2 separate regions of the Homo sapiens genome follow, and region 1 is linked to region 2. The links are chromatin contacts, found by Hi-C or POLR2A ChIA-PET in ENCODE. All regions are on one chromosome and are shown on one strand. The core of a region is the stretch at or near the end of the contact, and the rest is flanking DNA. Distances in the headings are between cores, read along the strand shown. Region 1 holds the start of TXLNG (taxilin gamma). Region 2 overlaps SYAP1 (synapse associated protein 1).

Region 1 (3,757 bases), core at 715-3,214, 42 kb after region 2:
CCTCCGCCTCCCGGGTTCAAGCGATTCTCCTGCCTCAGCCTCCCTAGTAGCTGGGATTGCAGGCACGTGTCACCACGCCTGGCTAATTCTATTTTTAGCACAGACCGGGTTTCACCACGTTGGTCAGGCTGGTCTTGAACTTCTGACCTCAGGTGATCCGCCCGCCTCGGCCTCCCAAAGTGCCGGGGTTACAGGCGTGAGCCACCGTGGCCGGCCTCTTTCCTTAATAAAGATAACTTTATTGATTTTTTTCATTCCATACATACTTAAACAATATAGAAAATCATGAAATTTGAAACCAGCCTGGGCAACATAATGCCCCATCTCTAAAAAAAAATTTTTTTTTGAGGAATAACTTACTTTTGTGTGTGTGTGTGTGATGGAGTTTCTCCTCACCCAGGCTGGAGTGTTCAATGGCACGATCTTGGCTCACTGCAACCTCTGCTGCCCGGGTTCAAGCGATTCTCCTGTCTCAGATCCCAAATAGCTGGAATTACAGAAGCCCACCACCGGCTGGGGGCGGTTGCTCACACCTGTAATCCCAGCACTTTGGGAGGCCGAGGAGGGCAGATCAGGGGGTCAGAAGTTCAAGACCAGCCTGGCCAACATGGTGAAACCCCTCTCTCTACTAAAAATACAAAAATTAGCCCAGCGTGGTGGCACGTGCCTGCAATCCCAGCTACTCGGGAGGCTGAGGCAGGAGAATTGCTTGAACCTGGGAGGCGGAGGTTGCAGTGAGCTGAGATCGTGCCACTGCACTCCAGCTTTGGGTGACAGCAAGACTCCGTCTTGGGAAAACAAAAACAAAGAAAAAAGAAAAGCCCACCACCACCACCATGCCCGGCTAATTTTTGTATTTTTAGTAGAGACGGAGTTTCACTGTGTTGGCCAGGCTGGTCTGGAACTCCTGACCTTGTGATCCACCCGCCTCGGTCCCCCAAGGTGTTGGCATTACAGGCGTGAGCCACCGCGCCCGGCCTCATAATGAATTATTTAAGACAATATATCAGGATTTCATGATGGTCTGTGCCTTTCAGAAGCTCGGCCATTGGAGATCTGGTTCCATCAGATGGAAATAGGGAATATTCCTGAGGAAATCTCCCCTCTCCCCCCCAACATCATATCAATAAAAAAAAAAATTCGGTTCAGCAAACCGAGTTTGTTGAAAAAATTTAGGTAATGAAACGAGTAAATGGGGTGGGAGAAAGCAGGATACATTCAACATGAATGAAGTGCCAAGTAAGTGTGCAGAAGCCGGGGCGGTTCAACCAAGGTGAATAGAATGCGGCACCTATCCCGCGGGAGCTCGGGACAAGTAAACCGTGGTAACAACTCTGGTGGAGGGGCAGGGCTCGGGGCAGGTGCCCGAGCACGAAACTTCAAATTCTAAGAGCCAATACACCTTCCGTCTTGAAAGTCGTGAAGTATTTTCCCTTATCCCCAAATCATTCGCGCCCAATTCCTAAGAACGGCAACAAAAACAAAAACACAAGAATGTGTCGCCGATCGTGCTCCTTCTCAAACACGGGGATATTTCTAAACTTTCCGCGAAAGATCATAACGAGTACCTTCCTATAGCCAGACATCGCCCCCAGAAACCGCAAGTCCCACTAGGATGCACACGAAGCACACTGGGTGCAGCACTCTCCCCTTTTCAGAACGCCGCCTTATGTCCCAATCCCGATCCGAGCCTGCGAGCTGTGGCCGCACGCCCTGCTGGGACTTGTAGTCCACTCCCGAGTCCCATTCCCGATCCGCGCAGACTCACACGGCCTCTATCTGCCCTTCGGTCTTGCTGAAGCCCAGCCCAGTATTCAATGCTCCCCATCCCCATCTCGCTCCGTCCCCTCGGGGGCCAACCTCCTCCGGTCACGTGGGAAGTCTCACATGCGGCGATTGGTCGTGGGGGCTCGGGGGCGGGGCGAAAGGCCCTGCGAGATTCTGTGCCCCTTGTCGGGCCGCTTGTTTGGCTGCTGCCGTCACCTCATGGCGACGCGGGTAGAGGAGGCAGCGCGGGGAAGAGGCGGCGGCGCCGAAGAGGCGACTGAGGCCGGACGGGGCGGACGGCGACGCAGCCCGCGGCAGAAGGTCAGTCAGGGGGACGCCCTCGTTGTTGTCGGGCCCGGGGGATGTTTGGGCTCCCTTTTTCAGGGTCCACCTCTTCTCTCTCCCTGGTTACCTATAGCCACGGGACGAACATCCGGTCTTCTTCCCTCCCGGGGGTGACGACAGTGGGAGCAGGTGGGGGGGGGTGGGACCGCGATGGATGGGGTGGGAAGGGACGACGGTTGGGGTTTGGCGGCGCGCGGCGGGGAAGCCGGGAGGGAGGGCAGGGGGCGCACGCGGTTCTAAGGGAGAAGGGGTGCGAGGCGGGGGTGCGCCAGGTGTGACAGCCACGTGCGGCCAGCACCGCGGGGATCCGGGCGCCAGGCGTTCCTTCTCCCAGTCACCGCCGTCACCGTGCTCCCGGCGCTGAGCGCCGCCGTCCGGGGGCTCGCTGGGGTCGTGGGCTCGCCCTCCTGGCGTCGGGCAGGTGCGCAGGGCGCGCTGCGGGGTGCCCCCGGGCTGCTCAGGCTAGGCTGTTGCGCAGTAAGATAACCGCGCGGGAGCCGGGGTGTGCTTGGCCCCCCTTCCCCCGCCCCCCTGCGCTCCCCGCCACTGCGCGGGCGGGCAGGCGAGCGGGTGAGTGTCGCAGGGCCGGTGCGAGCGGGACGCTCGGCCCCCGGGACCTAGACCCCGGGGCTCCGAGGGCTTGGCTGCACGTGGGGCCGGGGATGGATGGGGAGGCGATGCTGGAGGACCTCGGTCCTGCAGAGTTGGGATATCGCATGATAGCTGGTCCTCCCAGTCCTATTTACCACCCTCCTCTTTTTTCCCCTCTTTTTTTTCTTTCATTTATTATTTTTTTAATTTGATGAGTGGAAACTTGAATGCCTTCCCGACCCTGGCCTTGGGTCTTTCTTAATCTGGGAAACAGGCCGGACTGTTCCCCTTGCCTTACTTGACTCACGTCAAGGAGTTTTCAGTCCCTCCCTAGATACAGGAAAATTGAGACCTCTTTCAGAACGGGACAATTCCACTTGTTCTGGAGCTCAGTGGGTGGAGTTTGAAAAAGATTGCACAACGAACGGGGTACAGGGTTTTCGGGGCCCTGGAATGGATAATTGCGGGGACTGAGACTGGGAAGGTGGGAACCCCATCTCTTTTTTTCCTTGCAGGTGAACATACTGAAACGTTCGACTTGTTGGATATCTTGCTTGATCACCGAGGGCTATTTAATATTACTTAATTATGTATTTGAACACTCTTAACTCCTGTATGAAATTACGAAATAATATTTTTCTAATGCAATTCATAAACTTCAAATGGGAGAACAAAGGTCCAGTTTACGTCTGAGCAGAGTGTTAAGAATTAGCTTTTTGGGGCCTGTTTCTAAGGTCAGGTATTTTCATGTTTCTGCATGACAGTGTTACTACTTCTCAATTACCTCTCTTTCTTTCTCTCCCTCTCTTTGTATTCTAAAAGAAAGATCCAGTGCTTGCAGGACTGAAAAAGAAGCTGTGGACCAATGTCCTGTAAGGGATTCAACACCATCACTTTGGACACTTCACTTATTCCCTAAGGGTGGAGTGCCAATCTCAGTGTTTGATTTCGTAGGTTCCCCAGGGGAGGAGGACTCTGATAAAAAGCCACTGCAATTGAGGATATAAGTTCCCTTTTATGACACTGGGATAAGGACAAAAAGTCGTTGAATTAG
Region 2 (3,768 bases), core at 1,235-3,734:
TCATGCTTTGAAACCATAGACTGCAGTGTAACCATCATGACCTATTTTTTTCTCTTTTCTTCTTTGCCATTAAAAACTGTATAGAAGCAGCTGTGCCCCCATGGGTTGACACTAACGATGAAGAAACAATTCAACAACAAATTTTGGCCTTATCAGCTGTAAGTATCTTGTGGTACCCCAGATAGAACATACTTTCTTCTGTCATGATATATCTCTGTTGATGTGACTTTAGTAGAATTTATTTTTCTATACAGTTTTTAAAATATTTTGAGATGTTAGGAATGTACACATTAACACATGATGTGTACATTAACAAAATGTACACATAAAATTTATTTTTTATTTTTTTTTTGAGATGGAGTCTTGCTCTGTCACCCAGGCTGGAGTGTAGTGGTGCAATTTTGGCTCACTGCAACCTCCACCACCCGGGTTCAAATGATTCTCCTGCCTCAGCCTCCTGAATAGCTGGGACTACAGGCATGCGCCACCATGCCCAGCTAATTTTTGTGTGGTTTTTTTTTTTTTTTTTTTTTTTTTTGAGACAAAGTCTCGCTCTGTCACCCAGCCTGGAGCGCAGTGGCACGATCTCGGCTCACTGCAACCTTCTCCTCCCAGGTTCAAGCGATTCTCTTGCCTCAGCCTCCCAAGTAGCTGGTATTACAGGTGCCCGCCACCACGCCCTGCTAATTTTTGTATTTTGAGTAGAGACGGGGTTTCACCATGTTGGCCAGACTGGTCTCGAACTCCTGATCTCGTGATCCACCCTCACCTCAGCCTCCCAAAGTGCTGGGATTATAGGCGTGAGCTACCACACTCAGCCTAATTTTTGTGTTTTCAGTAGAGACAGGGTTTCACCATGTTGGCCAGGCTGGTCTCGAGCTCCTGACCTCAAGCAGTCCATCTGCCTTGGCCTCCCAAAGTGCTGGGATTACAGGTGTGAGCCACCATGCGCTGCCAAAATTTTTAATTTAATTTGTTTTGTTTTGTTTTGTTTTTGTTTTAAGAGACACAGTCTCAATTGGTCATCCAGGATAGAGTACAGTGGCATAATTATGGCTCACTGCAGCCTTGAACTGGGCTCAAGTGATCCTCCGGCCTTAGCCTTCCAAGTATCTGGGACGATAGGCGTAAGCCACCATGCCCAGCTAATTTTTAAAATTGTTTTTAGAGATGGGTTCTCACTATGTTTCCCAGGCTGGTCTCGAACTCCTGGCCTCAAGCGATCCTCTTGCCCAACTTCCCAAAGTGCTGGATTATAGCCATGAGCGACTACACCCTGTCCGCTTCTATTTTTTTTTTTTTTTTTTTTTTTTGAGAGTCTCACTGCACTCCTGCTGGTCAACATAGCAAGACTGTCTCAAAATAAAGAAAGAATATAATATTTCCCCAGTCTATGATAAATTGTTATGTAGTAGGCCAGGTGCAGTGGCTCACACCTGTAATCCCAGCACTTTGGGAGGCCAAGGTGGGTGGATCACTTGAGGTCAGGAGTTCGAGACCAGCCTGGCCAACATGGCGAAACCCCATCTCTAGTAAAAATACAAAAATTAGCCAGGCGTGCTAGCACACACCTGTAATCCCAGCTACTCGGGAGGCTGAGGCAGGAGAATTGCTTGAACCCAGGGGGCAGAGGTTGCAGTGAGCTGAGATTGCACCACTGCATTATAGCCTGGGCGACAGAGCAAGACTCCATCTCAAAACAAAAATAAAATTAAAAAAAAAGAGTGGGCGCATTGGCTCACCCCTGTAATCCCAGCACTTTGGGAAGCCGAGGCAGGTGGATCACGAGGTCAGGAGTTTGAGACCAGCCTGGCCAAGATAGTGAAACCCCATCTCTACTAAAAATACAAAAATTAGCCAGGCGCAGTGGCGGGTGCCTATAATCCCAGCTACTCGGGAGACTGAGGCAGGAGAATTGCTTGAATCCAGGAGGTGGAGGTTGCAGTGAGCCGAGATTGCACCACTGCACTCTAGCCTGGGTGACAACCCGTCTCAAAAAAAAAAAAAAATTGTTATCTATTAATCGCATTTTGTGGAATACCCTGTGTTTTTTTCTTTTTTTATCAAAGGACAAGAGGAATTTCCTTCGTGACCCTCCGGCTGGCGTGCAATTTAATTTCGACTTTGATCAGATGTACCCCGTGGCCCTGGTCATGCTCCAGGAGGATGAGCTGCTAAGCAAGATGAGATTTGCCCTCGTTCCTAAACTGTAAGCAGAGTGTTCTCCAGCGTTTCCTCATGGCCTCCATTATGTGCTCAGTATCAGCACATAATGATGGAAGGGGCCAAAAGGGTCTCTATCTGTTCATAAAAGCAGGCCCCGCAGCCCTTTGGCAGCTCCCCTGGTCAGGGCACTCTGGAATCAAAACCAAGGTCTGACTTGGCAGGAAATACAGGGTAGAGGTGAAATGTGCTTTTCTATCCCAGTTACAAGGTAGAACACATTTCCCTACAGAAACCACAAACATGCTGCATCACCCTGAATCACATTCTGGTCTCTGAGGCTCATCGGGATCTTTTTTCCAAGCTGACTGCATTTTCCATTCAGGCTCTGCCCTCCAGTGGCAGTGTTCCTGCTCTCTTTGCTAAGGCTTTTCCTCCAACAGCTCTTCTGGGCTCCACAAATCCCAGCTTGTCCTGTAGGCTCCAGTGCATGCATGATGCATTCTGGAAGCCTGCCTTGGTGGTGCGGCCAACAGGGGCCACCTTCCCCGCTGCTGCTTCCCTTGGGTGTTCTGTCTCAAGCTCTTCCGTGCCTTCTCCAGTCCAGTCCCTTGTATTGAAGCTGTCGCATGTTTGGAGTCAGCGTTCCTTCTTATTCTGTCATTGTTCCCTTTCTCTTAACCTTGTCATATGGGTGCAGTATCTTACTGTTCCCTGAGTACGTTAGTTACAGTTCTCTCAAAAGACTCCTTTTTCAGCTGGGTGCGGTGGCCAATGCCTGTAATCTCAACACTTTGGGAGGCTGAGGTGGGAGGATCACGTGAGGTTGAGTTCGAGACCAGCCTGGGCAACATAGCAAGACCACCATCTTTACAAAGAAACCAAGAATTAGCCGGGCGTGGTGGTGTGCACCTTTAGTCCCAGCTACTCAGGAAGCTGAGGCGGGAGGATCATGTGAGGCCGAGTTCGAGACCAGCCTGGGCAACATAGCAAGACCACCATCTTTACAAAGAAATCAAGAATTAGCCGGGCGTAGTGGTGCGCACCTTTAGTCCTAGCTACTCAGGAAGCTGAGGCGGGAGGAACACCTGAGCCTGGGAGGTCGACGCTGCAGTGAGCCATGATCACGCCACTGGCATTCCAGCCTGGGCAACAGAGTGAGACCCTGTCTCAAATAAAAGACAGACTCCTTTTTCTATGCTGTTTCCTCCCTCGGGACTCTTTTGTTTGTTTGGGGATCTGTCGTTTATGTGGCAGACTCTCCTTACCTGTCCCTTCGCATTAGCAGTGCCATACTGAAAGGGTACATGGCCGCTGAATGTGGGGACAAGCCTTTTGGCCTGGAGAGGCTCAGTAGCTGTGGGAAGGTAGCTTATCCCCAGAGGACTCCTCGGCCTCCTGCCTGGCTGCAGGCAGGACAATGGGAAGAGCCAGTTGATAGGCAGACTATCCCTTGACCCCTGTGGCTTGACCTTGATGTCACACCCCCAGTCTCAACTGTGCCACCGGTCCCTGAGTGTAGAGCAGCTTGGCTCCCCTCCCCACATGGGCAGAGCAGGGCAGGGCAAGATGGGAGGCCCAGGGGCTCTCTGGGCTTCCACCCTT

What was found. A loop is a pair of places that touch in the nucleus more often than their neighbours do. ChIA-PET counts read pairs that join two places held with the same protein, here RNA polymerase II (POLR2A). Pooled maps may share reads with other maps.
Region 1: a loop to region 2 is called in a map of mammary epithelial cell, with 7 times the contacts of the local background. The contact joins the promoter of TXLNG here to the enhancer-like site in region 2. A Hi-C loop is called at or near these places in 3 of 168 maps with a recorded cell type or tissue (HepG2, mammary epithelial cell and ovary) and 4 of 50 pooled maps. POLR2A ChIA-PET finds 5 or more read pairs at or near these places in 10 of 52 experiments (A549, AG04450, H1 and 7 more).

Annotation. Positions count from the first base shown.
Region 1 is chrX:16,784,502-16,788,258 of GRCh38, forward strand. TXLNG (taxilin gamma) reads left to right here and starts at 1,965. Exons shown (of 10, transcript NM_018360.3): 1 at 1,965-2,088. The coding sequence starts at 1,987. It overlaps LOC124905250 (a long non-coding RNA gene), which reads right to left and starts at 1,765. Exons shown (of 2, transcript XR_007068398.1): 1 at 1,569-1,765; 2 at 1,159-1,462. RefSeq lists enhancers at 1,361-1,560, 1,532-2,264 and a silencer at 2,311-2,750.
Region 2 is chrX:16,741,632-16,745,399 of GRCh38, forward strand. SYAP1 (synapse associated protein 1) reads left to right here. Exons shown (of 9, transcript NM_032796.4): 4 at 85-158; 5 at 2,070-2,209. Among named protein-coding and RNA genes, the nearest start is that of SYAP1, 24 kb to the left of the region's middle. Within about 2 kb of position 2,485, at least 2 of the 41 ENCODE cell types and tissues checked have a DNase peak (open chromatin) inside an H3K27ac peak, as active enhancers do; they include PC-3, where a contact is called at or near this core.